Linked DNA regions of Homo sapiens: all the other regions are linked to region 1. Evidence: read pairs that join two places in POLR2A ChIA-PET (ENCODE). Cell type or tissue: HepG2. All regions are shown on one strand. Each heading gives the region's core, and the rest is flanking DNA. Links, peaks and the distances in the headings are about the cores only. Region 1 overlaps LINC01814 (long intergenic non-protein coding RNA 1814). Region 2 overlaps LINC00299 (long intergenic non-protein coding RNA 299). Region 3 overlaps LINC00299 (long intergenic non-protein coding RNA 299).

Region 1 (8,363 bases), core at 3,218-8,217:
CACACTCCAGTGTCAGCAGAGGTGCTATTAACAGGGCACCCATGAGGAACACTTCCCGGGATCCCAATTCAGAAAGTCCACAGGATCATATTTCACCCTGCACACCCAGTCCCAGATGAGTCCAGCATCCGGGACCCTCAGATCACATTTTGAGGGTGAAAGGGAAAGAGAAGGAGGGAGGTCAAAAGGGAGACAGCGAGGAGGGAGGTGGGGAGAGAGGAAGGAAAGAAGGGAAGGAGAGGGGCCGGGAGGAAGGAAGAGCTTTGTTCCTAGTGCAGTTTCCCACTCACCACTCCCTCTGGAGCACCCACCAATCTGGGTCAGTGCAGCAGCCAACCCCCGAGGGCATGGCTGTGATGCCAACTCCTCTCCCACGTGGGTGCCACCTCCCATCAATCTCCCATCACCCCTTCCCAGCACCACAGCCAGGCCACAGCCATCAACCCAAACCCCACTCCTCTGACCACCACACCCCACCCATTGCCAGCTGGAAAACTAGCCCCAGTGCTCACCTGGGAGCACCCTTGCTTTTCAACTGCCATACCTGTCTCTCTGTTCAATCCACGGCCCTGAGCTGGATGGAGGGTCCCGCAACAGACAGAATGGAATGGCCCTGCCATGCACCTGCCACATCTGCCACGCCCTTCCCGAGATGCTGCACAACACCCGTGTCCCCTCTGCAGTGCATGGGCAGCTGCAACTCCACTCTGTCCTCCTCAGGGTGCTCCCGGCAGCCCACAGGCCCCCAGGAAATGAGCCACCGGGATAGTGAGCCCTTGGTCATCCACCCAAAACACAGCACTCGTCCCTTTTCTAGCAGAGCAGGGTGACTTCACCACCCTATGGTCACCAAGCACAGGGCATTCCCGACCCTGCGATGGGAGCGAAACATGAAAGCCCTGGAAAAATCGAGTTAGGAGAGAGGAGGAGGAGGGAAGGGCATTGAAGACCATTTCCCATGCGAGAAACCACCCTCTGGACAAGGCAGGAACCAATTGGAAGACTCAAGCAACTCCCCAGACTCACTGGAACTCAGAATCCTGCACTTTGCAACCTCCATTACTGATTGTAAAAGTGGTGATATTTGTAAACAGCATCCTCACAGAAGGTTTCCCTTTGGTTTGTTTAATAATTACTGTTTAAAGAAAGTCATGACTTCATCAAAAAACAAAAACAAAACCCCAGATGCGGCATTTGAATAGTTCCTGGGGAAATTTAAGTCATGGAGAAAAGAAAGATCACGGGAAAAGAATCAACTGCATTATTTTTTTTAAAAATGGCCTAAATTAGAACAGATCTCAGGAATGGCTTCCTAAGATAGATTTCTGACAAATGAAAACACAACATGGGCTCACCCTCCTGGGAGAGATGGGGGCTCTGCGGTCGTGGTTGATGCGTTTAGTTTGTTTTGCTTTCGCGAAGTAGGAGCTCATTCACTCTTGATTCAATCCATCAGGAACACGAAAGCAGATTGTGTGCAGGGAGAGATCTACAAAACAGAGATTCCAGAACCTCAGCTGCCTCCCTTCCAATGGAGTCCACTGCTTTGAAGCTCTTCTTGAAGCACACATCTCTCTCCACCAAGGACCACACACAATGTGGTTGAGTCCCCTTCCACCAAACACCCTAAAACATGGGGGCCTCTGGGCCCCCTTAGGCTCCTGGAAAACCCCTTCTGAGATGACTTGGCAACTGGGGGCCCCGGGGCCTGGGAACCTTGGGTCAGGCACAGAGGCCAAGTGGCCCTGCAGCCGGTGCGGACCATTCAGGGCTGGCTTAGCGAGCGAGCGCAGGGCCCGCATTCACAGGCACAAAACCTCGCTGGTGGCACTGGGCACGCAGCCCTTCCTGTCGCCAGACGAGACTTCCTCGACATTGCTCCCATACTAAGAAGCACCGCGTTTCATTCAACAAACCAAGTGTGGATTTGATAGCTGTAGTTACTATAGAGATGCGAGGTTTTCTGCAGGGGAAGGAGCCCTGGCGGCTTGACCCCGAATCCTTCACACAGCCCACAAAGTAGCCAGATGCTCCGAAAGAAATGATGGGAGCTGGACAGGAAATGACGGCCAAGGCAACAGCCTTGCTTTCCCATCTGCGTCGAGCCCGCCTTTGTTTTGCCATCTTTTCACCCCATTTTTAATCTATGCCATGTTCATATATTGTGATATCTTTATAAGCCATCAGAAACTCTTTTCTTGAATGAGGAGAGAGGTGATGAAATACAAGAAATGGAGTGACCTGAAAGGAAATAAGCGGGTGGCTGCAGACTGACGAAGGTGGGAACTCTGGGTTCGCGGTGATGCTCCTGCATGCCTCTTACCTGGGGCCTCTGCGTTCTAGGCAGAGGCAACAGCGTCATGGACTTTAAAGAATTTCTAGCTTTGATGCCTGAAGTGCTTCTAGAGAGGTGTTCCTTTTTTTTGAGACAGAGTTTCGCTCTTGTTGCCCAGGCTACTAAGCAAAGAACTAACGTCAGAATTCCCTAGGGTGCCAAAAACACACCCACAAAACTAAAATCCACATCCCCAGGCCCCCACTGACTCTGTCTCAGGGGAGTAGGACCCCGAATCTGCACTTTCCCCAGGTAACTTGAGCTCAATGCAGCATGAGCACCGCTGCCCTAAAAGGCAAGTGCCCAGCCCCTGCCATCTGCCAGCAGCTGCCCCACGCTGACCGACTCTCTCCTCCCCACATCGAGGCCCCATAGGTTGGGCTCATGGCCTCCCTCGCCTCTCCCAACAACACCTGTGTAGCCTGGAAGCCACAGCTGTGTGATGCCCTCTTTCCTGACCCCTTGTGCATGGCCCTCCTTCTCCCATTCCCCCTCCCCGCTCAGGGCCCCCAGGGCCTTGCAGAAGTCCCACCCCAGCACGGGGACACTGTGGGGGCCCCAAGTGGCTCCAGGGTTAGTCACCTCCACTAGTCTGCCAGCTCCATCAACAGCCTCATCCTGGTCTTCACTGAGCTGCAGACTAGGCCGGGTGCATAGCGAGTAAATGTTTGTTGAACAAACAGATGGGTCTTTATTACTTTCCTCCAGGAACTCACTCACCCTGTGCTGCTCCCAACCCCAACACACAGCCTGTGACAAAACAAGGCCCCATGGAACCCTGGCTAGACTGCAGTTCGGGAGCCGTCTGCCTCTGGCTAGGTATTTCCATGTCTTTGAGTCTGGCTCCTACAGCAGCCTCTCTCTTTCTGTAATCAAAACGGGACTCATGCCGTGAGCCTCAGCTTAAATGCCACCTCCTCTAGGAAGCCTCCTTTGATTTCCTCCTATTCATTCCAAACATTTCCTGAGTGTCTGCACTCAAGGACTGCTGGGAAGCGCCTTGCTGCTTCCCTCCTCTGGCCTTTGTGGATGGCTCTTATTTTACTCCTGTGTCTTTGGAATTACATATCACACACATGCAACACATAAGCACACAAATACATGCACACACATGCACTCACACACACCCTTCAACAGACGAGTGAGGACTGAGTCTTGCTCATTAGTCCAGAGATTTACAGGGAAAAGCTTCCCAGAAAGGTTTGTTGAATGAAGAAAGCATAGAAGGAAACCAGGCTCACAGAAGGGGAACCTGGGTAAGTCCAAGGAAGGGAAGCTAACAGCCTAAGCCTAGTGGCTTCTCTTGACTGTACCCTTACTAGTGACAAAATCAAAATCCACAGTTGTAAATGCCACAGCTGGGAAGCACAGCCAGGTGCATCTGGCTTGGGAGCCCACACCCTCCCCACAACCTCTCCTGCCCCAGCCCACCTGCAAATGGAGCAGCAGGGTCTAGAGCTGGCCTCCCCAGGGCTCTATGCTAACCACAGCGAGGCTCTGCGTGCGGGTCATGCCAGCTGCCTGGGACCCACAGGGGCGTCCGGGGCCACTGAGGGAGCAGAGTGAGAGGAACAGCTCCAGCACAGTGCTGGAATTCAGCCCGCCCAGAGTCCATCAGCACAGTGCTGGAAGTCAGCACGCCTAGATGCCAACGTCGGGTTCTACCGCTGACTAGCTGCGTCTTGGCCATGTTATTTCACTTCTTTGTGCCTCAGTTTCCTCACTGGTAAAATGGAAAGAACAAGAAGAATAATGTCTACATTATGAGAGCGTTATGCCATTTCAGTGAGGTGATACTTGTGCCAGCTCCGCGAAGCCAGAGGCAGACAGCCTGCACTGAACGCTGGGGTGATGATTACATCAGCCACCACGTATCAAGCACCACCGTTCCGGCCCCTCTCTTATCCTTTGCTTATTTAATCCCCACCACTAGCCTCTAAGGAAGTATTCACATCCCCATGTGCAGAGGAGAAATCGGAGGTGGTTTGACTTGCCCAGGGCCACCCAGGTAATGAGGGGTTTGGACCGAGGATCCCGGCCTCCACAGTTGTCACATGGCTGTCTGCCTTTTGCAGGTCAAAATTCCCCAGCCAGAGCCAGGTCCCCCGCAGAAGCTGTGTGTCCTGTCTGCAGCGGGAGGCCAGGCCTGCCTGGTGCTCACATTCCCCAGGTGGACTGTCTGGGAAGAACCGCCACCCCCTGGGCTTGTGGGAGTGAAGGCCTGTGCAAGGTGGTGGGGGAAGGGCGAGCCGGACAGAAAAGCCCCAGGTAATGTAAATGGAAACTCTAACCGACAGCCCTGCACCTGGTGTTTTTGCATTTCCCAATCCAGCTGAAGGGATTGTGTGTGCAGCTTTGAGCTCACTCCTAGGCCGAGGTCAGGTGTGGCCTGGAGGAAGCAAGCAGTGGCCCACGTCGCGAGACAGCCGGTCTGCACCGCAAAGCCACTTCACGTCCCAGCCTGGGAATTCTGGGATGGTGCTTGTTTCAACCCTGTCCCTTGGGTGACCTGGAAAACACCTGGGTGTCACCCCCACCTCAGCTCTAAGCCGGTCATTCCCGGCCAAAGCAGGAGAACTCTCTCAGCTCCAGGGAGGAAGGAGTGACGCCTGCTCACCCTACAGACACGTGAGGGATTACAGGGAGGCCCAAAGCCACTTGTCCAGCTGCAAACTGCAAAGGTCACCCTCCGCACACTCTCTTCCCTGAAGCCCCTGCACGCCGCTGGGGACCGGAGCATGTGGTTCTCTCTAATGACAAATATGCGTGTCATCTACCCCCAAAATACAGCAATCGCCAGGAAAGCGAGGTTCCTGGAGCTGAAAGAATTTGCCCAAGGTCACACACAACCGGCAGAACCGGGACTTGCCAGGTCTGAACCCAAGGCTCCGGCACTTTCGCTGAGCCTATCTGTACAGGAACTGCAGCTGCCGCAGTTTAGGGAAACCAGTCCGAATACGTGACCCAGCATCGGCCACCCGCTAGGGCCGCCAGAGTGAAAGCTAGGCCCTGGGGAAACCCCAGACACACAGGAGGCAGGGTCCCTGGCCTTGAACTACAATAAGTAGGTGAGCTGGGCAAACTGTGTGCAGCTGACTGGAGCCGGCCCCAGCTGCGTGCAGACGGACAGGTACATGCTGAGTGTCAGGGACACAGAAGAAGGAGGGGGCATGCAGCCAGCCGGTGCCAGTCTGAGAATGCTGATGCCCACCTCAGGTTCTGGAGAGGACCTGTGTCCAAGGAGGAAGGCGGGCAGCCAGTCTTGCCCACAGCTAAGACAAGGCTCTAAAACACAGCTATGGGTGGGGACATCGGCCTGGAGGCCTCCTAGCCCCCATCGGGCAAAGAGCACCTTTCACAGACACAAATGCATGACTGTGCTGGGCAGAAAGAAGGCCTGTGACTCACAGGCTTCTGCATCCCTGCAGACATAGTGTGCGGGGAGGCGTTTGGAGGCAGCCTCCCCCGCCAGCGGGCTGGTCTGTGGTGCCCTGAACTGCATTCACTCCCCACGGTAGTCTGAGCCCCCTCCCCACCACCAGAAAAGGTATAGCAAGCAGTGCAATGGGTTGGCTCATCCATCTACCACTTCCCCAAAATAGATTCCTGCCCGAGGGCTGTTCCAATGCAGGAGGCTGCTGGATTGAGCTGGCCTTGGTCCATGCACCCTCCTATCAGTTAGAACCCTTTCTCAGAGGTGCCTCCGGGAACCAGATCATGTCACTGACAACTCTTCCCAGTAGCAGAAAGCTCAGGAGCTAAAAAGGCAAATATAGGCCAGATGTTGGCCAAGGGGCTTAGTGGTTGTTAAGAAACGATCTCTGATTCAACTCCCAGCTAAGCTCGGCCAGACGGTCATCTGAGTGCCTCTTCCAACCTGTCCCCGAATTACGTGTTCCACAGGCCCCATTCTCTTGGGGTCTGAGGGGTGCCCTCACCCTGAGCGTCGGGTCCCTGCAGTCCAGGTTCCAGTCTCCTATGGATCCCGAGTCCAAATGAGGGACTCGGTTCCCAAAAGAGGAGGCTCTTTGCTTGGAGAGCAGCCCTCAGCCTGCGCTGACAGCACCTCCTCCGTTATCCGGCGCACTGCCAGGAGCTGCACCCACAGAGGAAATGGGCCCGTGACATGAAAGCCCCAACAAAACCAACATCGGGTGGGTTATTTTTATCCTCCTAAAGATTTTTAGCCAAGACCCCGGCAGCTAAAGGGCATCCCGGGCTTTGAGGAGACTTCTCTGCAGCTCTCACTCCCACGCTCGGTGCCCTCCCTCCCCTAGCCCCCCCACCCCCGCCCCCGGGAACTGAGAAAGTGGATCAGGTCAGAGCAGAGCATTCCTCATTCTGCCATCTCCACGGGAAAACTAATTAGTTGCCAAATATTCAGAATGGGTAATTGCTACCTGAATTAATAAGGGCAAACAGCCGGCAAGAAAACAGTGGTTTACTATTTCTGAGCGCTTACCTCTCTTAACCCAGAGTCCAGACTCCGCGGGAATGGACCCACGTGTGGCATGAGGCAGAACTCCGGCTGGGGCTGCCGAAAAGGGGGACACAGATGGTGAGGGCAGCTCCTGCACTGGGGTCAGCTAAACAATGCTGTAGCGAAGTCACCATCTGTTTCCTCTTGCACACACGTATACACACACATAAACACACGTGCATGCACGGGCACACACAGGCATACCCCACACAAGTACACACATGCATGAACACATGTGCACATATACGCACATCACAAACAAGTGAGCACACACCAGCTACACCCTGCACACGTGCAGATACACATACCACACATTCACACTACACACACATGCACACTCTACACATGCCTGCACATACACCATACACACTCATTGTGCACACACTCCATACATCACACCACACATGTGCATGCACACACATTCACGTACCACAGGCACCAAACCACACACACAAAGCACACACACAACACACTCACACCATACACACACACTTACACCCCAGGAACAGCCAAGGGTTCCAAGAAGAATGCATCAAGCCAGGATCCTCACCCAGGGTCTTCAGCAAGTCACCCCAAGTTCCTCAACTCTGACAAGGGGGCATTTAGAACAAACTAAGAGTGTTGTAGGCAGAGGAGGAAGAAACGGAGGGAAAGGAAAGTTGAGATGACACTGAAGAGGAGAGAGACGCCTAGAAAGGCTGGGAAGAGCCTGGCCACAGCCCCAATCTCCACTCCTCCTGCTTCCCTGAGGCACAGAGACTTCAGATGCACCCCCAGAGAGGCCCTCAGACCTAGCCCAATCACTACCGTGCTGTGTGACCTCAGACAAGTCACTTCACCTCTCTGAACCTAGGCTTCTGCTGATGTAAAAACGAGATGATTCCGTGCAGTCATTTAAACAGTTCGAATACAATGCCCTTCCAGAGGTTTCAGTTCAAGTTTGGGGTCATCGCAGTTACTCCCGACCTTTCAGCCCCTCCCCCATCCCTGCCAAAGTACTTACCTTATTTGAATTAATGCTGACGACTCCACTGCCACAGGACTTCCCCTTGAGCAGTCAGCCACAAGTCACTTCCTCCAGGGGTGGCCATGACTCTCTGGAGCACCTCCAACCCCATGTCACAGGCAGCTTGGCCGAGAGAACTCCAGCTGGGAAACTCCCGTCCAGTCCACGCAGGGAATCTGGCTCTGCATCTGGGTGGGTGGCCTGTGTGGCATCTGCCTCTCTGTGAAGCTGTGATGGAAAATTAAGTGGGTTGATGATGTGCATACAATGTTTTATTTAACAATGTGTTGTAAGGAGTTCTCATATCTGTACAGAGAGCTGCCTCTTTTTTTTAATGACCAAACAATAATTCTATTAAATGTCTGCATCATAATCTATTCCACTGAATCCCTTTTGAGGGACGTGTTTGGTATTTCCAGTCTTTGACCTTTACAAAAGTTGCTGTGACATATATGCTTATATGTGCTCATTTTGTATCAATAAAAAGTCACATGTGTATAGATATCTCTATATATCTTTAAAGATTCCTATTTGCATGGAAG
Region 2 (10,746 bases), core at 3,034-8,033, 450 kb before region 1:
TACACCATTCCAAAACAGCTGAGACCATTAAAGTTCAAACTGGCAGACTTCTACTTCTTACTGAGGGAAGAGGAGAGAGCCAAGTTTTAAACAATTACAGTTTGTCACTATAAAAGGCATGCAGGTTGCAGTGAGAGAGTGTGTGTGTTTTCAGGTAGAAGAGCCTCCCTTTGTTGCCTTCAAAAGTTCTCTATGCTTTTTAAAAGCTCATCACAGGAAGGCAGGATTGGACACCACATGGAAATCAGAATCCTCCTTCACTGATCAACGGAAAATATCACCCTATTCCGAAGTTCAATGTAAGAACACTTTCTAAGAGACGCTCAGATTCGACGTTAGGACTCCCGAACATTGTGTAAACTTTTGAATATTCAACAAACCCTTGGTTTCAGTTATGAAAGCAGTCAGGATTCCAGATTGTCAGTTGTTGGTGGTCAGTAGTGAAAAAGAAAAAAGATCTACATATACATATATAAGTGTGTGTATAGATAGATACATACTTAACTACCTATCTATCTATACACACAGTCACTAGTTAGTGACTTAACTAGATAGATATATAGTTAAGTATGTATGTATCTACACACACACAGTCATACTTAAACTCAGAGATAATCTATTTTAATAATAGTACTTTCCTTTTTCTATGAACGTGTTCATAAAGAGGAGGAATGCCAAAGAGGCTGAATCCCAACACTGATCCTTGCATGCCAGAGAGAAGGGCAAGGTACATTTATAGGAGATTTCCATTCCTGCTGCCTGGAATTCAACTAGAACATTTCATCATTATCTGAGAATTTTCATGTATGGGCCAGACACTGGGTTTGCGAAAAAATACGTGCTGAAAATGCATACTTGGAATTCTATGAGGATATCTGTGAATCACAAGTTTCACTAAAACACTTAGTCCTACAAATCATGTCTTCAGGGCATTCATTCCCCCTGCCCTGGTCGTGGATGGAAGGGTCTACCCAGGCATTGAGCAATGGGATGCTTCTGGCTGACACTGCTCAGGGGGACCTTCAGCTGCCTGAAGGGAGCCTCCTCACCTCAGAGCCCACCCAGGTCTATCCGTGAGAGGCACTGGGCAAGGGGCTGTGGGTGGAGAGGGGGTGCCTGGAAGGTAGATGGGGAGAGGAGAGTGGGTGGGAATCCACTGCTCCTCGCCATCCCTGGCGTAGCTATATTATTTATTTATTTTGTATAACAGGCTTTCCAATGGCAGGCCTTTTTTAGAAAAAAGAATTTCACGGTGTAACCAGGGTGAATTTTGGAATCTGCTGGGCTGGGTGGTTTTGTAAGCATTCGAGCTTAAATCCGTTACTGATTCATTTTAGTGTTGCCTCTAGGTATTCTGCCTTCTGCTTTTCTTAAAGCATCTTAAAAAAAAAAAAAAAAAGGCCCTTCTAACTATGATAGTCACCAAGAATGAGATTTTCAAAAGCACCTTAATGTCCTTTGATGTGCAAAGGCGGGTTAGGTGTTGAGAGCTGTCTTGCAGGACAATTCCTGCTGTGGCCATAACCTATTTTAGAACCCACTGACCTATGTCCAAAGAAGAGTAGAGGATGCATTTATTGCTGGATCTTCTTTCCTATCTGCACTTGCCAAAAATTTCAAGAATGTATCATTCTGTAATCACCAAGTTTCATCATTTTCTCTCCAGACTTTTGTACCTTCTTAGTGGTCATTTTGACAAACCTTACACAGATAAAATTATGCCACAGCTTATGAAATATATTATCTCATTCAATCTTCCATCTTATAAAAGGAAGTATCAACTATGTGGATCATTTCTCCTCCAAAATTATCACCTTAAGTATGAAAAAATTAAAAAAAGAGAAAATAAAAATTGGAACAGAATCAGACTTATTTTCTGTTATAAACTGTTGTTACTAACAGGCTGCCCAGGCACTGCTCCAACCCGGTGAGAGGCTCTCTGATGAAGTAGCGTTTCTAAGTGGCATGGACAGGCAAGACCACGTGCACAGATACCCCTCCGTGATTTCAGTCACCACCTTGCTTTTGTTGGACATACATCCAATCTGATGCTTGTTTTGTTTAATATCAGTTTTTAACATCAGACTTTGTAAAAGGTACAACAAGAAATAATGCAAATTCAGAATTTCTCCTTCCATAGATTGTCATCTATCCTCCCTCACTGATCCAGGAACAGAGTTACAAGCTACCATTATTTCCCTTTAAGAAGCTAAGTAGCTGAGCCACCAGACATTCACAGCCCTGTTTTCAGAAGTTCTCCCTCCCTGTGACGCAGCTGGAATGGGAGGCAGAGGGGATTCACGAGGTCCTTTCCTGAGACTTGGAAGCTTCCCGCCGTCAGGGTGTGGCTCATTTCTGGTCATCAGCTGCTGTTTCTGAGCAGATCCTATTAGGCTCCCAATGAAAAATGGGGTTCCTTATAGCTCACTCTCTACCAAGAAACAGCGAATCAGAGCATAATACGCAAATTGCTAATATGTCATTTTTACCATAACGTGTAGGTTTCTATTATAAGTGAGGGAAGAAAAGCAGGAAAGGGTGGAGAAGGACATGAAGCATGAGACTCATCGCCCGTCTGTCCGAGGGTGTCATTTGCTCTTCCACATGCACAGGTGCAGACAAGCCCAGTCCCAGAGGGTATGCAGTGCCTAGGATTTTGTATAATATCACTGCTACCCTTGGTAATGATCGTCGTGTTTATGATACTCACTGAATACTTACTAAATACCAGGCACTGAGCTATTTATTTCTTTTAATACAACATTTATAAGCCCTGAGATGGCTTTGAGACAGATATTGTCATTTCTATTTTAAAGATTTAAAAACATGAATCTTAGAAGACCAACATCATTTGTCCAAGCTTCCATACCAAGCAGGCAGAACCCGGATTCGAACTCTGACCCATCTGACTCCAAACCAGTGACCCAGTTGCTTATTGTGGGACCTAGTTTACACTGTTATCTAAACAGTGAAAGTGCTGAGGAAGACACAGTAATCTAGTGCCAATGCCAAGCATGCCTTCAGACTCAGAGTTCTAATAAAATTGTGTACAAGGCTGCACTCCCTTTAAGGAGAAGGGAAAACCCTACTGTTCATAGCTTTTTCTGGTGACATTTACTTGTTTTACCTTTTGATAAAATCATTTGTCTTTTTTCTGGATCGTGTTTGCAAATAAATCCTTCAATGAAAAAATCCTTTCATCATTTCACATTCCCAGATCCTGAAGGCACCTGCATTCCAGCTCTTCAGGGAGGCAGGGGAGGACCCTGGGGAGGACCCTGGGGAGGACCCTGCACATTCCTGCCAGCTGTATGGGCCCCTCCCCAAATGTTCAGCCGAAGAATTCACCTCTGAACAATTTACTAGGTCTCCCAAACAGCCTATTGTCTTTGTATTTGGAAAAACTAAATCCCCTCTAAAAACAACCTTCAGAGTAGTGTATTTTTATCTTAAAATTTGTCATGCTGATTTGCTCATTACTATAAAGTACCTGCAACACACTGCCTCTGGAAATCATGTCATCCATTTCCCTTCTTTTTTTTTTTTTTTTTTTTTTTTTTGAGACGGAGTCTCGCTCTGTCGCCCAGGCCGGACTGCAGACTGCAGTGGCGCAATCTCGGCTCACTGCAAGCTCCGCTTCCCGGGTTCACGCCCTTCTCCTGCCTCAGCCTCCCGAGTAGCTGGGACTACAGGCGCCCGCCACCGCGCCCGGCTAATCTTTTGTATTTTTAGTAGAGACGGGGTTTCACCTTGTTAGCCAGGATGGTCTCGATCTCCTGATCTCATGATCCACCCGCCTCGGCCTCCCAAAGTGCTGGGATTACAGGCGTGAGCCACCGCGCCCGGCCCCATTTCCCTTCTTTATAAAACATCCCACTAATTTCACAATCCCGTAATAGTATTTTTCAAATGACAAACCAAGATCTGTTAGTGAGTCAGGAAATCAATTTAGTAGGTTGCAATCAGCTTTTCTAAATTAAATAGAATATGATATAGAATCATATAAAAAATAACAGCATGTCATGTATGGTATTAGTTCTCAATCGGTGGTTAGTTTTCCCCCAAAGGAACATTGGCAATGTCTAGAGACACTGTTGTCCTAACTGGAGCAGAAGGGTTCCTGGTACCTGGTGGGTGGGGGTCAGAGATGCTGGTAAACATCCTACGGTTCACAGGACAGCACCTGCCACAGAGAATAATTCAGTCAAAGTTGTCAATAATGCTGAGATGAAGAAACTCTCACCTATAGTAAGGGTAAGACTCATAAAGCTTTTGTTCTGTGACGTGTGTGTGTGTGTGTGTGAAGGTAATTTCATTTGTCTGAGACTTATCAGTTACTCACTAGTAAGTTAGCCATAAGAATGCCTCACCTTGGGTGGTTTTAAGAATGATTCTATGAAATAAGTCATGTGACTAAACAACACACACACACACACACACACAAACACAAATTCCATCCACATAATATATGTTAATCCTTACCCACCCCCCACCCCCGCCCTGCTTTTCTTCTGAATGGTAAAATACCTAAAAAGGTGGCTGACACACAGCAGGTGTTCAAGAAATAAATATCTTGTCTGAAATTCCTAAATTGCTAAGATATCATTTTTACCATAATGTATAGGTTTCTATTATAAGTGAAGGATGAAAAGCAGGAAAGGATGGAGAAGGACATGAAGGATGAGACCTGTCGCCTGTCTGTCCGAGGGTGGCATTGGCTCTGTTACATGCACAGGTGTAGGCAAGCCCAGGGCCAGTGTGCTTCTGCGCATTTTGTCTTGTGTCATCTTCACCATAAACCAATGGAGAAGGCAGGGCAGGAATTCTTGTCCTCCTTTTACAGATGAGGAAACTGAGACAAATCAGGCGGAAAGAAGTAAGAGAAACCACCATGGAGTGAGACTCCAATAACTCATTTCTAAGCTGGGTTTTGGTGTAACTAGCACAGAGATCTTGTCTCAGTCTCTTCAATCAGATGAGCACTTATCCATGAGATCAGGGGAGAAGACTAAATTGTTTTCAAGTTCCCTTTGATTTTTAAAATCATTACAATCAAAGAAGGTATGAAACGTTCCCCAAGCAATGTGGCTGGTGAATGGCAGAGCCAGACCCAGGGCTCTGGACACCTGGCTACACCATGGGCCACCTGGGCATTCCCCACTCAACTAATAGGATCTTGCAAAAATATTACGGTGGTGCAGAGGTAATTGCAGTTTTTTGCACCAACCTAATACTTAGGTAAAACTCACTTAAATGTTCACTTTTAAAAAAGATGAATTTGTGTAACATGGTACTTTGACAAAAGGGGCAGAGCAACATCAACAAAACCCACTGAGTGTTTCTTCATTGCAAGAGGGAGGCTTTGGAACAAAGACTATGTGTTTGACCCAGCATGTGTTTATGAGAACTGAATTATAATTTCATCAGCAAATTCTTATCTGTGTCGTTTTACAAAGGCACATTCTAAATTTTTGAGGGACCAGCTGACTTGATCATTGTGATACTGATAAGATGAAAAAAAGTGAATTTTGAAATGTTGTCATTCCGGTTGCTTTGGTGACACAAACCCTGTAGATCCCAGAGCACAAGGTCACCTTTATCTTCTCAAAGGGCATGTTATGAAATTGCACAATGCCTGACACTTTCATGGGAGTAACTTACCCAAGCCCGTTCTTGGGAAACTACCCCATCATGAGATAGCTGACCTAGAGAGCTCAACCCATCTGAATAATTGGCAGGAAGCACATACGATCTATTTGACTTCATCAGAAAACAAGCTTCTCACTTGGCCTTCAGGGGCCTTCCCAGCCTCACAGCTCCCATGCGGGGTCACCCTGCACGCCCTTCCTCTCACTCTCCGTGCTCTTCTCTGCTCCTATGCTCAGGAGGAGCACATTCCCTCTGCCTGGAATGCCCTACCCGCTGTTCTGATTTGTGGGTGCCTTACTCCCCTCTTACCAGTGTCTCCTCCCACTAGCATTCCTCCACTTCCACGCAAAATTAGCATCGCTGGCTTCTATGAGCTCACAGTAATCTTTATCCTTGCTCTTATAAATGCCACACGACACTGGACTTTTAACCCACATGTCTGTCTCCCACACTGAACTGTGACCTCCAAGGGAGCAGGGACTGTGGGTTTCTTTGAACACTGGGACTCCGCCACCTGTACTTCCAGTTACTTGCTGGATGCCCAAGTTCTCTGCTCCACTGTGAGCTCCATAAAACCCAGGATCAGCTCTCTCATGTGTTCCTGCCTAGCACATAGTTGGTGACTAATAAATATTTATGGAATCTAGTAATCAACTATGAGTTTCTAGAGAGCAAAAGAATTTCCCCATTTATGTGTGTATCCCCCAACACTTAGCACAATGCCTAGCACAAGATTAGGTACCACAAAATGTCTGAATTTGAATAAAGGCAACTTGAGTCCTGCTATAATCCTGGTTTTAGCCTGGCTAGACTTTGTCTACCTCGGCCAGATCTGGCCTGTCAAGGGCTCCTCACTAAACAATTAACTGAGGCTTGTCAGAGGCCTCAGAGCTCAACAAACAGTTCAGCTTGGTCTGACTTATGCTCCAGTCTGCTAAGAATTTCTTGTGCACAAACATCACATGGCCCAGAGTGAACCCAAAGGACTGATGGGGAGAGGAGGGAGCGATGGCCAGGCCTTCTAGAAGTCAGTCACTGCTATTGACAGCATTTTGAGGCACTTGATTGGGATAATACAGTTTTCCCAAGATAGCGTTTCCACTGTTGTGCCAAATTAAATAGCTAACTCCTGCACAGGAGTGAAAATCAGTTGGGATGGCTCAAGTTTCCTCTGTCCTTCCATGTGTCAAACCTCCCAGACAGAACTGGGATCTTCAAAAGCTGAATCTCTGTAAGTTGTGGCTTTCTCCGGTGCTTTGCTATTTTATAATTTAAGTGGTGGAGATGCCTTTGTATTAAAATTTTAACGGGGAGAATGGAACCAAGTTGGAAAACACTCTGCAGGATATTATCCAGGAGAACTTCCCCAATCTAGCAAGGCAGGCCAACATTCAGATTCAGGAAATACAGAGAATGCCACAAAGATACTCCTCAAGAAGAACAACTCCAAGACACATAATTGTCAGATTCACCAAAGTTGAAATGAAGGAAAAAATGTTAAGGGCAGCCAGAGAGAAAGGTCGGGTTACCCAAAAAGGGAAGCCCATCAACTAACAGTGGATCTCCCGGCAGAAACTCTACAAGCCAGAAGAGAGTGGGGACAAATATTCAACATTCTTAAAGAAAAGAATTTTCAACCCAGAATTTCATATCCAGCCAAACTAAGCTTCATAAGTGGAGGAGAAATAAAATACTTTACAGACAAGCAAATGCTGAGAGATTTTGTCACCACCAGGCCTGCCCTAAAAGAGATCCTGAAGGAAGCTCTAAACATGGAAAGCACAACCGGTACCAGCTGCTGCAAAATCATGCCAAAATGTAAAGACCATTGAGATTAGGAAGAAACTGCATCAACTAACGAGCAAAATAATCAGCTAACATCATAATGACAGTATCAAATTCACACATAACAATATTAACTTTAAATGTAAATGGGCTAAATGCTCCAATTAAAAGACACAGACTGGCAAATTGGATAAAGAGTCAAGACCCATCAGTGTGCTGTATTCAGGAAACCCATCTCACATGCAAAGACACACATAGGCTCAAAATAAAAGGATGGAGGAAGATCTACCAAGCAAATGGAAAACAAAAAAAGGCAGGGGTTGCAATCCTAGTCTCTGATAAAACAGACTTTAAACCAACAAAGATCAAAAGAGACAAAGAAGGCCATTACATAATGGTAAAGGGATCAATTCAACAAGAAGAGCTCACTATCCTAAATATATATGCACCCAATACGGGAGCACCCAGATTCATAAAGCAAGTGCTGAGTGACCTACAAAGAGACTTAGACTCCCACACAATAATAATGGGAGACTTTAACACCCCACTGTCAATATTAGACAGATGAACAAGACAGAAAGTTAACAAGGATACCCAGGAATTGAACTCAGCTCTGCACCAAGCGGACCTAATAGACATCTACAGAACTATCCACCCCAAATCAACAGAATATACCTTTTTTTCAGCACCACACCACACCTATTCCAAAATTGACCACATAGTTGGAAGTAAAGCTCTCCTCAGCAAATGTAAAAGAACAGAAATTATAACAAACTGTCTCTCAGACCACAGTGCAATCAAATCAGGATTAAGAAACTCACTCAAAACCGCTCAACTACATGGAAACTGAACAACCTGCTCCTGAATGACTACTGGATACATAACGAAATGAAGGCAGAAATAAAGATGTTCTTTGAAACCAATGAGAACAAAGACACAACATACCAGAATCTCTGGGACACATTCAAAGCAGTGTGTAGAGGGAAATTTATAGCACTAAATGCCCACACGAGAAAGCAGGAAAGATCCAAAATTGACTCCCTAACATCACAATTAAAAGAACTAGACAAGTAAGAGCAAACACATTCAAAAGCTAGCAGAAGGCAAGAAATAACTAAGATCAGAGCAGAACTGAAGGAAATAGGGACACAAAAACCCTTCAAAAAATTAATGAATCCAGGAGCTGGTTTTTTGAAAGGATCAACAAAATTGATAGACCGCTAGCAAGACTAATAAAGAAGAAAAGAGAGAAGAATGAAACAGACGCAATAAAAAATGATAAAGGGGATATCACCACCGATCCCACAGAAATACAAACTACCATCAGAGAATACTACAAACACCTCTACGCAAATAAACTAAAAAATCTAGAAGAAATGGATAAATTCCTCGACACATACACCCTCCCAAGACTAAACCAGGAAGAAGTTGAATCTCTGAGTAGACCAATAACAGGAGCTGAAATTGTGGCAATAATCAACAGCTTACCAACCAAAAAGAGTCCAGGACCAGATGTATTCACAGCCGAATTCTACCAGAGGTACAAAGAGGAACTGGTACCATTCCTTCTGAAACTACTCCAATCAATAGAAAAAGAGGGAATCCTCCCTAACTCATTTTATGAGGCCAGCATCATCCTGATACCAAAGCCGGGCAGAGACACAACCAAAAACGAGAATTTTAGACCAATATCCTTGATGAACATTGATGCAAAAATCCTCAATAAAATACTGGCAAACCAAATCCAGCAGCACATCAAAAAGCTTATCCACCATGATTAAGTGGGCTTCATCCCTGGGATGCAAGACTGGTTCAATATATGCAAATCAATAAATGTTATCCAGCATATAAACAGAACCAAAGACAAAAACCACATGATTATCTCAATAGATGCAGAAAAGGCCTTTGACAAAATTCAACAACCCTTCATGCTAAAAACTCAATAAATTAGGTATTGATGGGATGTATCTCAAAATAATAAGAGCTATCTATGACAAACCCACAGCCAATATCATACTGAATGGGCAAAAACTGGAAGCATTCCCTTTGAAAACCAGCACAAGACAGGGATGCCCTCTCTCACCACTCCTATTCAACATAGTGTTGGAAGTTCTGGCCAGGGCAATCAGGCAGGAGAAGGAAATAAAGGGTATTCAATTAGGAAAACAGGAGGTCAAATTGTCCCTGTTTGCAGACGACATGATTGTATATCTAGAAAACCCCATCGTCTCAGCCCAAAATCTCCTTAAGCTGATAAGCAACTTCAGCAAAGTCTCAGGATACAAAACCAATGTACAAAAATCACAAGCATTCTTATACACCAATAACAGACAAACAGAGAGCCAAATCATGAGTGAACTCCCATTCACAATTGCTTCAAAGAGAATAAAATACCTAGGAATCCAACTTACAAGGGATGTGAAGGACCTCTTCAAGGAGAACTACAAACCACTGCTCAATGAAATAAAAGAGGATACAAAGAAATGGAAGAACATTCCATGCTCATGGGTAGGAAGAATCAATATCGTGAAAATGGCCATACTGCCCAAGGTAATTTATAGATTCAAAGCCATCCCCATCAAGCTACCAATGACTTTCTTCACAGAATTGAAAAAAACTACTTTAAAGTTCATATGGAACCAAAAAAGAGCCCGCATCGCCAAGTCAATCCTAAGCCAAAAGAACAAAGCTGGAGGCATCACGCTACCTGACTTCAAACTATACTACAAAGCTACAATCACCAAAACAGCATGGTACTGGTACCAAAACAGAGATACAGATCAATGGAACAGAACAGAGCCCTCAGAAATAATGCCTCATATCTACAACTATCTGATCTGTGACAAACCTGAGAAAAACAAGCAATGGGGAAAGGTTTCCCTATTTAATAAATGGTGCTGGGAAAACTGGCTAGCCATATGTAGAAAGCTGAAACTGGATCCCTTCCTTACACCTTATACAAAAATTAATTCAAGATGGATTAAAGACTTAAATGTTAGACCTAAAACCATAAAAACCCTAGAAGAAAACCTAGGCATTACCATTCAGGACATAGGCATGGGCAAGGACTTCATGTCTAAAACACCAAAAGCAATGGCAACAAAAGCCAAAATTGACAAATGGGATCTAATTAAACTAAAGAGCTTCTGCACAGCAAAAGAAACTACCATCAGAGTGAACAGGCAACCTACACAATGGGAGAAAATTTTCGCAACCTACTCATCTGAAAAAGGGCTAATATCCAGAATCTACAATGAACTCAAACAAATTTACAAGAAAAAAACAAACAACCCCATCAAAAAGTGGGCAAAG
Region 3 (10,746 bases), core at 2,470-7,469, 440 kb before region 1:
ACTGTGACGCCAAGTGCAGTTCGTTTCCTGCTTTGAAACCTACCAGGGAGAAAACGGCCTTCATGACCTTCAACGAGTGTCATTCCTGGTAATTTCCCTGGAATTTTTGTGTCCTTACAAATTTTTCCTATTACAAAATCTTGTACAGAACTGTGCCATCCTGAGAGTGGATGGGTCCCCACCACCCCACCCACTGGTGTCCTGAATCGCCCTGGCGCCGTCAGCGGCTCTTGGTTTTGTGGACAATCTTCCCCCAGCTTCCTTGCAAGCTCTCTGCAGTACCCACCCAAGGGACTATGCATGAACTGAGGGACAGCGACTTGGGCTCTCTCTCAGACAAGGCTCTCTCTCTGAAAAGGGGGCAGGGCCCCCTCCTTGGTGCCCCCTAGATGGTTATAAATGCCCTTGGCATTTGTTTACCCACACTAGACAGTAACCAACATTCAGATAAATGAAGTTGGCGCCTCCAGGATTTATGACCTCCTCCTGTGCTTTGCATTGTTTAATCAGGAAGTCAACATATTACAGAGTGAAATCCTTTACAAGCATGTGCAAACACAGAGCCACCATTAGCGCTGAGGCAGGCCTTGGGGTGGAATGGACCTCCAGCCTCTCACCATCTCGGAAAGGAATACGCAGCCGGCGTCACTCACTGGCTGGCGAACAGCACCAGGGTTCTTTTTTCCTTTGTATTTACTTTTTTCCTTTTTTAAGATTCTCATTTTGAAGAGGAAAGGTGATGAACAGGAACATATGATGGGGCCCTGTCTCTAGACACTCCCCTCCCAGAGAGCCAGGAATTAGGGAAGGTAAATTAGGGTCAGGAAAGGTGGTGGAGTTTAGTGTGTTTGGACAAGGCTGGGAGCATGTGGGGAATCAGCGTGAGGCATCCCACCTGGAGGAGGAGGCCAGGCTGCAGCCCCCGTGCCATAAGCCCGGCTCCACGAAGTCTAGCCAACATCTGGAATGGATATCAAGAGACACAGGCGGCCCTCACTGGCGCGCCGGTCTACCTTTGTACTTTTCGTTGCAAATTGAAAAGCAAAACAGACATCAAGGATATATTTATAAAACTGTCTTCAAGTTGCATTTTCTACTCCCATCTGCTGCATATGATAAGTTTCAAGTGTTTTCTAATAAAAAAAAAAAAAAAAAGGAGGGTGTGGTGGGGTGGAAGGAAGCCTGGGTGTGCGCGTGTGTGCCTGAACGCATGCTCCTTATTTGGTGTGGAGACTGAGCTTTCTCTGGCTTTGTTGAAAAGGAGAAGTTAAAACATGCAGTCTCTGAAGGCATTACTGTTTTAAAATGTTCTGATCATTTGCATGTCATGCTTATTCAAAAAATTTGCATTGGATCACATTAAAGAAAAGGAGGGTATATTTCTGAAATTCGTAAACTCCTTGCTTTAGTGGAGAAGGTTAGTGGGGGAAAGAAGCACATCTTTTTGTTGTTAAGTTTTTGGAGAAAAGAGAAACGTGGAGGCGTGAGATGGTGGAGTGAGATATTTAGGAAAAAATAATACAGCAAAAGATAGAGGTACATCAGGCAGATCCAAGAAAATTGAGGTTTTCTACATTTAGGTAAAGATGTGAATCCAGATGTGACTTGTTGATCTTCATGAACAAAGCTGGATCCACCACCATCAGCCACATTTAGTGCAGAGTTGGGCAGTTCAGAGACTAGCCATGGCCAAAACTAGACCTTTATTTTTCAGTTAATACAAAATGGGAGGAAAGAACTAGGAGAGAGGGACTCTAAAATTTTTCTTTTACCACTAGGCCATGCTAAAACACGATTAGCAAAGTAATAAATCACGAGCCAACAACCCAGATAATTCAGGATTTATTAAAACAAGTGAAGCCAGGCACGGTGGCTTTGGCTTATAATCTCAGCACATTGTGAGACCAAGGCAGGAGGATTGCTTGAGGCCAGGAGTCCAAGACCAGCCTGGACAAAATAGCAAGACCCCATCTCTACAACTTTTTTTTTAAAATTAGCCAAGCATGGTGCTGCAGCCCATAGTCCCAGCTACTTGGGAGACTGAGGCAGGAAGATCACTTGAGCCAGGAGTTCAAGACGGTCATGAGCTATGATTGTACTACTGCACTGCAGCCTGGGCAACAGAGTGAGATCCTGTCTCAAAAAGAAACAAAAAAAATGAGCCTAAACATCTGGATGTGGATAAGTAAATGTAAGGTGTTCTCCATGTTTCCATTAGCTGAATATCCTTCCAATTTGTCACTTTGAAGATGACAGTCCATCTGGAATATTAGAGGAAAGGCTGGATGCCCCGTTGATCTACTGATTGCTCCTCAACCCGTATTTCTACTGGTGATTTTCTCTATGTCCATATGCAGGTGAGCTTCTACTGATCTGGAAATGCCATGTCCTTCACTGACACACTGGACAAGAAGACCATCAGTCATATGCACTTGACTTCTCAGAAAACATGAGGGCTGCCTCCTGATTGCAGCCAGCAGAAAGTGGTAGAAAGAAGAAGACTTTGAAATGAGACAGACATGAGGTCAAATCTGGGCTCCCCCAGTTACTGCCATGTAACCTTGGACCAGTTACTTAAGCTGTTTAATTCTCATCTGGCAAATGAACCTAATAAGAAGTATCTCCTAGGGTGGGTAGAATTCATGGTTTAACGTTTGTAAAATGTTGAAAGAGCACTTTTAGTAGGACTTAGTTTCGAATACATAATTTTACTGTTCTGTGTTGCTAGTTCAATAAGCACTGTGCACGCCCCTCTCAGCCCCAGCTTACCCATGGCAGACGTCCTAATCCATCCCTGCACACCTTCCCACTGAGTGAGGTCTCAGCCTAAGGACCCTTTTCATCGAAGCCCTCCATACACCCACTACCAAGTGATCCGACTCATCACACCAAGCTAAATCTATTTGTTATCTTGACCCTGCCTGATTCAGACCCTCCTGTTAGCAGACAGGAGGCAGTTAGTGGCATCTGTTGAATGCCTCCTACGTATCTCGTGCCCATGACAAGTGCTTTCCATTTGACTGGGCTACTTTTCTCTTCTATTGGTAAGAGGCGAAAGGCACCTGAATTCCTGAGCTCTTCAACTGAATGCTGTTTCTCGTTGACATTTCTTCAGGTTTATTTCCTTATGTAAGAGCCTTGACTTGGGCATGAAACCTGCTAGCAGGCCTGAAGAAGGCACAGAGACGTGCTAAGAATCTGCATGATCAATGTGAGTCCTCACAGCTAAAGGGACCAAGCCATACACTTCCATGCAAAAAGTATTTAAATTTGGGTACTGAATTATTTTCTAAAGTAATACATGCCTTAGCTAAAAATATATGGCTATATTTCTTTGAGATACAGTGTAGAACTCTACTTCCACATAGAAAAGAAAAATCTACAATCATAAAATATGACTTCACCTTTCCTTTTCTCTGTAAGGTGAAAGCTGGCAGCATTCAGAAGTCTGTGGCTTGACAGGGTGAATGGAAGTCTCAGGTCATTCTGCAGCCCAGTCCCCTGACATCTACCCTCCACAAGCACAGAAGCCGCACAGGCTGGAGAGACTCCTGGCAGACCAGCGTTCATGAGACCCCTCTCTGTCTCTCCACAGAGACTAAACAGAGAAGCCAGCAGACCACTCCAGCAGGAGACCACATTGCACAGTCAGCTCCTTGGGCTTTGTTTATCTAAAGAGAAGGAAGCTGATCAGTAAAGAGGAAGAGCACACACCGAAGCTCCTAGTGCTGGTGATGAATCCAGACCCCACGCAGAAACCGCTGAGTGTGCAATGTGCCTCTGTTTCCTGCTGCATAAGAAGGGATGATGATAGTACTGACTTCATGGATTTGTTGGGAGAATTTAAGGAGATGAAACCTGCGAGGCACCTAGGACAGCACCTGACACTTAGGTTTACTCCAGTAATATGGGCGCACCTTACAACTATGGCCTTCGCCATTCCAGGGGCCTGCATCAGGAGCCACACTCCAGCACCCACCCCCACAGGTGAGGGGACTCCGCCCAAATGCTCACCACTCACTTCAGAAGCAAACTCAGGAAGAAATCCAAACCCCACCCACAACCGTGGTGATTTTTAAAGGTTCCATACCTTGTTTGAAAAGCTAATATTGTTTTATGAGAATAAAAATGATTAATGTTGGAGAATGGATAAAAATAATAACTCCTATGATGGTGAAATTTGAAAACACCTATGTCTATGTACTTAAGAAAAGCATTTATAGTACAATTAAAATATATTCAATATATGTATTTGTATATATCGTTAAATAGAATTTATAAGAAGCCATTGGTTTGGACTAAGATCCTGCACTAGGCCCAACAGAATAAACCAAAATGGAGATACTGCTAGTCAAGTTCCATGCCACCAAGCTGAAACTAAGCAGTTGATCTGACCTCCTGAGAAATCAGGAGAGAGAGAAAGATAATAGCCAAATCCGCAAACAGGCCAGTTTCAGCTGGCGGGGTGAGGAAGTCCCCCTGTTTCAACCCTGCAAAGAACATCTCTGCTTTTGATTGGCTATGCCTGACTTCTTCAGCCCTTTCCTGTCTATAAAACCAACCTCCCCAGCTCAGCTCATCAGAACACTCACTCTACTTTATAGAATGAGATGGTATCCAATTCTAGAATCACAAATAAGAGCCAATCCAGATCTTTAAACTAAATCTGTCACGATTTTGTCTTTTGACAGCAACACACACACACACACACACACACACAATATCTTCACATTCACACACACATACACGCACACACACAATGTCTTCACATTCACACACACACACACGCACACACACAAAGTCTTCACATTCTCAACCTTGGGTCCTCTCGTGCTTTCTATTGTCTTTTGCATTGGGGGAAGGTTTTCAATAACGTCAAATTTTATAACTTAAAATAAAAAAGTTTCTCCAAGGTTAGGCAAACACATTGCTATTTGGTTATGAACTTTGGTTGTTTCTCCCTGAAAAAATTTCCAGTCTTGCTCAATTTCCAAAAAAAAGAGTTTGGACTCTTACCTAAGCCATGTTTGTCCAAAGAGGTCAGTATCAAGCCTACATGACTTTTTGATCCAGAAAATAGTAGTCATGTTTTGGTCATTCTGAGATAGTCATGGAAAATTACAACACAGATGTTCATACGGGATCTTCCTTCTATTGCCCAGTGCCCCGTGAAGCCCTTGAACAAAACCAGAAGAAAGTGAAAAATAAACAGCCTTATACGGTAAATGAAAAAATAAGGTAACTTTGTGGTAGTGTCGCTAGGCTGAGGGCAGAGAGGGGAGGAGAGCAGTGAGCAGGGGCCTGAAGCCCACAGGCCTGGCCAGAGCACAGCAGAGGAGAATGTAGCCAAGTGTGTACAAGCAGATTCCAGCCAGGCTGCAGTGAGTGTGCGAGCTGGCTCAGCCATTGACTAGCTGTGGGCTGGGAGAAAATTTCTTCACTCCTTTCTGCCTCAGTCCCTTCATCTGTAAAGTAGGAATAAAAATAGTAACACTCGTATAGTGTTGCTGTTAAATACTTCATCTATATCAAGAGCTTAGAACAGTGCCTGGCACAAAATGTGTTTCATACATTTTGCAAATAAAATAAAATAAAAGGGCTCAAAGGAATTGTTTCCAACACTTTTGATGTTAAGATGCAAAAGCTAATATAGTATAATGGTGGTTGCTAGGGTCTGGGGAGAGGAGGAAATGGAGAGTGGCTACTTAGTGGGTACACGGTTTCCTTTTGGGGTGATGAAAATCTCTTGGAACTAGAGACAGCTGGTGGTTGCATAACATTGTGAATGCATTAGATGCCACTGAATTATATGTTTTAAAATGGTTAATGCACATTTTAAAATGGTTAATGACTAATTTTAAGTTATGTGAATTTTGCCTTAATTTTTTGAAAGACAGAGAAAGAAGAAAGAGAAAGAGATGGAGGGAGGGAGAGAGGGAAGAAAGCTATCACTAGTGGTGGGCTTAAATGGCCCTAGAAAATCACGGCTTTTGAGAGGAATCCCAACCCTCAAGGTTGACCTCAACTGGCTCTCGGGTCAAGGCCATGGCCATCTTTTTTGTTCTTATCACATTCATTGATTCTAATTGAGCCTATAGGTATATATTGAGGACTCTCTATGCATCCATTCCTAGCCTACAAGGACTTAGAATGTGAAAATAAATTAAAGTGATTATTAGCCAGTTTGGGAGTGAGGAGGAGCTATGTAGAAAAGTATCATATCTATCAAAAGATATCTATCATACAGTGTAGGGAAGGTCATGATTGAGCTGCCACAGGCTACAATGGAGGTTACACCCAACTCTAAGACAAGGAATCAGGAAAGACAGGTCCTAATAAGTCTTGAGATTTGGTAGAAAGACATGAGACTGAAAAGGTATTTCCTAAAGGGATTTCCAATAGACATGATCACCAAAATTATGTAAATTGAAAAAGATGCCTTTTAGAATATTTAAATTATTTTATCATTGCTGAATTATATTCCACTTTTAAATGGGCTTAAGCCATTCATGGAAAAAGAAAACTAGAGCATGAAAAAGATCAGAAAGAGGGAGGAAGGGGAAAGAAGAGAAGGAAAAAGAATAATTTAATGACTTTGCTCTAATACCATGCACGGAAGGGTCACCAAGCAAAGAAATACGGGAATGACTCTGTTATAAACATAAATGAGATAAACAGTGATAGAAAACTCAACTTTAAGAATTTAACCAAGTAGTATCTCCAAGTTAGTTAATGGCAAAGACATTAAGATTTCATGTGTGTGTCAATGAATTTGACTTTGACTCACATAATGATGTCCCTCCAAAATGTGTTTTCTTCTCCTTCCATTTTACAACTGTGTAAGTTCTAGAAAGTATTTTTCCCAAAGCAACAAAGCCAGCAGGGTAACAGAGAGTCTAGAAATGAAGCCACAACAAGATAATTAGGGGCTCAGTGTGCTAAGGATGAAGAAGAGAATTCCCCGGGAAAGGCATCGTGGCTGTCAACTAATGTCAACCAGAAATACCTGATCCATGCTTCTCTTCAACAGTGAGAACAGATAATAGCATCATCTGCCTCTTGAAGAGCTAAGCTTTATGTTCACCCAAGAGGGATCAAAAAGAGGTCAGGAGACCATTAACCTTAGAAGTGAGCTGTAGGCTGTGAAAAGTTGAACTCCAGTTCTTGCAGTTGTTTTTAACTCTAAACTCTATAAATCTATGATAGTCATTTTAACAGGAAATTGTACAGACTCAAAGTTCACCAGAAATAAAAGTCTAGAGCCAAACCCTGCTTTCAGATGACAGGGCCACTTGCTTCTGTAGGTGAGTCAGGGCAGCCACAGATATCGGCATGGAATCTTCGCTGGGGAGAGGCTGTCTAGGATCAAAGGAAGCGCTTGCTGATACCTTATTAAAACCCTGTGAAGGCTTGGAAACTTTTAAAATATGTTGGGTGGGTTGAGGATCTGTCTTCCCTGCACCTCCAGGTTTCAACTGATCTGTAGTTCAAACTGAAATCTCCCTCCTGTTGTTCTTATAGCTCTTGATAAAAATTCCAACTTCAGTCGAAACACCAGGCAGACTGTACCATGGAAAAAGTTCTCACTTCAGAAGAACAATTGTCTGCTGCAGAAATAAAGTAATGCCATTCCTATGAAATCTATAAACTCAAAACAGGGACACAGAACTAGTGGTTGCCAATAACTTTAACTTCATTTATCTATATTTGGCAAAAATTGTGCTGCAGCTGGAGATGAAATGCTGAGCTAAATAACTGCAGAGACGTGCGCTCCAAAACAGCAATTACTAAGCTGTGCTGCCTTGTGTAAGATTTCACTTTTATTTATTATATTTAAAGCAACTCTCTAACTCTGTACAGTACAGACAGCATTGTCTATTCGAGTGATAGCTGCTCATAACGACATCTCCACCTCGCTATTTGTCCAGGAAGGTGCTTTCAGGGAGGCAAAAGATCTCTCCCATGGCCACGTTAACACAGTTTAGATGGCAGCCTCGCCACCAAATGCACCTCTCTTTTGTCCATAATTGAAAGAAACTATTCTCATGTTCAACTCAAACTTGGCTTATCACATACTGTGCACAACTCTGATGATGGCTTTTTTTTTATCAGTGGAGATATTGATAATTATAATTGGAAGGCTGAGGAAGAGGACTATAAATATCCCATCAGCTGCCACAGAGCTGGGGGGGAGGAGAGGTGGCAACCTATGCCTCTGAAAGAGGCTGATGGAGAAAGATGGATCCTCACAGCCATTGTCTACCCAGCCCACATCTGTTTCTTATAGTGGGTGATGATTTTCATAGAATCATAGAAATTAGAGATGGAAAAGGCTCATTAGGTCATCCAGCACAGCTCTCTGCCAGTGCAGGATGATTCTCTACATGGAAGATGATCTCTTTGTTCTTCTACAAAGCTGTGTTAAGCAATAACTCATGTAACCACCTTCACGTGCATTCATGATATTCAGCTCATCACATGTGACTCAATAAACACCAACTCAGAAAGTAGGATTTAGCCTTTTAGAGTTTTTAGAGGTACATAGTCCAAAACAGTGAGTAAAGGAGAAGGCTCTCTGAACCAAGTTAGGAACACCAGCCAACTGGGATGTGAAGTATTAATCTCATTTCTTCCTTCCATAGGTTGTCATCATCCTATCCCCAGTGATGGAGCCATACTTGGGTCTGAAATATTTTGACACAGATGAAGCAAGTCTTTGCAATTTCCAAAGGAAAGGCTTCTGTGACACACTCTCTTGTTTGAAGGAGTGACAATAACCTGAGAATTGCTGGTAGTATTATTTGTTGTTATTACTGTCATCAAAAGATATTTAATTAGAATCTCTTTTATATGTGACTGATAAAGCCAGTGAAATGGTCACACTGATTCTACAGTAAGCCATTTTTGAGCACCTATTATACACAAAGCACTGTGCAGGAAGGTTGCATAGTAAGTTGAGTGTGACCCAGACTCCAACTCTGAGAAGCTTATAATAGGGTGAAGGAGACAGAGACAGAAAGGCAGGCTCTTAATCCAGGGAACTACAGGAGGTAAGCACAAGGGAGACAGAAGCAGAGGCGGGAGACGTGACTTAGCCTTACCTTCCGAAACTCCACACTGGCATGAGGAATAGTGATATGCACTTGTGGAGGAATGGTCTATAGAATGAGGATAAAGAGGTTAAAGTTTTGCGATATCTTTCAATTAGTGATTCTGTAACCAAAACCCAGAGAAGCAGGTTATGATGGAGTCATCAGCAACACATCCCTTTTTAGCTTAACTTAGGAGTTCTCTTAAATCAGGGTGCTAAGTGGGAACCAAAAAAACCCCAGCTTTGTCTGTCCGAGCTTGCACTGACTGGGCCACGTCGGGTGGGTTGCTTATTCATTTGCCCAACGTATTTTATTCCAGTAATCATTCATGGCAGTCACTCAATGTCTCTGAGCACTAGTTTCTGCAAAACTTTATGTATGACATAAAGTATAACATACTTTATGCCCATAGAAGTATCTACTCTGTTGTGAGGGTAAATTAGACAACATAGCCAACCTGAAAAGTCTAATTCTAATGAATTTGTAATGAAATATTATCCTAAGTGATTATTTCCTAAACCTGTAAATGTAATCAGTTTCTTAATTATCTGTGCATGTTCACACATAGTTAAAGACATTAAGTTGATGTGTTTCTAAATTTCTTTTTTACATCGTTATGCATTTTTTATTCATTCCACAGATGTTTAGTATGCATTTATTGTGTGCTAGAGCCTGGACAAAGGATTATGAATGGTTACAAAGAGTCCCTTGGCTGAGTACTATTTTAAAAGGGTTTAATTTTAGAGGTGTTGCTTATAGTTATCTTTTTGATATTTTGGGGTTAATTCTGTGTCTAATTCTGTTAATTTCTGGAAAACTAGTCATAACAAACTGTGTGGTCCTACAAAGATCACCCTAGCCAGGCATGGGTAGGAGTGTCCTTTTGCACCTGTGTAGAAATTTGCTGCCATGTAGCCATGAGTGGGCTGGGCTCTTTTGGGGTGGCTGGCCCTGGCAACAAACATGCAGTTCAAAGTATCAAAACGCTATGTGTTTTCTGCTTCTAAGGGATTCCGTGAAAGGTGCCACTACAATCACCTGTCAACTTTGCAAGGAATTTCCCATCCAAAATCAATTTGTTCTCAATGTTTTTTTCTACCTGGGAGATCATGCATAGCCCACAGATAGACTCTCTTGGCCAGAGAGACACTATTACAAACTGGTGTTTCCTTGCTCTTCTTATCTCATTGCAGAAAATGCAGTCTGCCCTGAAGAACTCTGGACTGTGCCCTAACAACATTCATTCTCTTCTTCATTTCCAGTCTCACTGGCTTGCAAATAGTGCTTCCTGCCTCTTTCTTGCTGTTTCCTCATCCTTGATTTTCAGGGTGGAAACCTCAATTCATTTCCTTGAAATGGCAAATTATTGCAAAGGCATCAATTGGTTCTTGTCTAAGTGGACAAGCAAAACTGCACTCTGGCTGAGATGATGGAGACACTCACCTACCATGATGAGGGGAAGAAGCTGGAAGCTGGGTCATCTTGCCAGCCACTTTCTATGGTTATTTCACTCTTTCTTTTACTCATCCCTTTTCTTCTTGCATTTATGATATTTTGCCAATCAGTTTTGAGTTCATAAAGACACAAACCATGTCTGACTCATCTTCTAACATCCTTTAAGCTCCAGCAGCTAGCACAGTTCTGGAAAATGTCC

Evidence for each region. Peaks named below come from ENCODE experiments on the same cell type or tissue, not always from the same donor. Only the 100,000 strongest peaks of a DNase experiment are listed, where the experiment ranks them.
Region 2: POLR2A ChIA-PET joins it to region 1 with 8 read pairs; 1 of 35 experiments calls an interaction of 5 or more read pairs at or near these places.
Region 3: POLR2A ChIA-PET joins it to region 1 with 6 read pairs; 1 of 35 experiments calls an interaction of 5 or more read pairs at or near these places.

What each region holds. Positions count from the first base shown.
Region 1 is chr2:8,569,093-8,577,455 of GRCh38, forward strand. LINC01814 (long intergenic non-protein coding RNA 1814) reads right to left here. Exons shown (of 6, transcript NR_110257.1): 4 at 7,819-8,049; 5 at 1,356-1,489. Among named protein-coding and RNA genes, the nearest start is that of LINC01814, 11 kb to the right of the region's middle. RefSeq lists enhancers at 2,829-3,408, 5,561-5,760, 5,781-5,830, 5,851-5,900. In HepG2, for the core only: no CTCF peak of the experiment used is centred there; DNase peaks (open chromatin) are centred at 4,609, 4,959, 5,389, 5,699 and 1 weaker place; H3K4me3 peaks cover 2,649 bases.
Region 2 is chr2:8,120,389-8,131,134 of GRCh38, forward strand. The region is part of intron 7 of LINC00299 (long intergenic non-protein coding RNA 299); the gene reads right to left. Among named protein-coding and RNA genes, the nearest start is that of LINC00298, 150 kb to the left of the region's middle. In HepG2, for the core only: no CTCF peak of the experiment used is centred there; DNase peaks (open chromatin) are centred at 5,633, 6,123 and 6,553; H3K4me3 peaks cover 258 bases.
Region 3 is chr2:8,134,264-8,145,009 of GRCh38, forward strand. The region is part of intron 7 of LINC00299 (long intergenic non-protein coding RNA 299); the gene reads right to left. Among named protein-coding and RNA genes, the nearest start is that of LINC00298, 160 kb to the left of the region's middle. In HepG2, for the core only: no CTCF peak of the experiment used is centred there; a DNase peak (open chromatin) is centred at 5,058; H3K4me3 peaks cover 1,302 bases.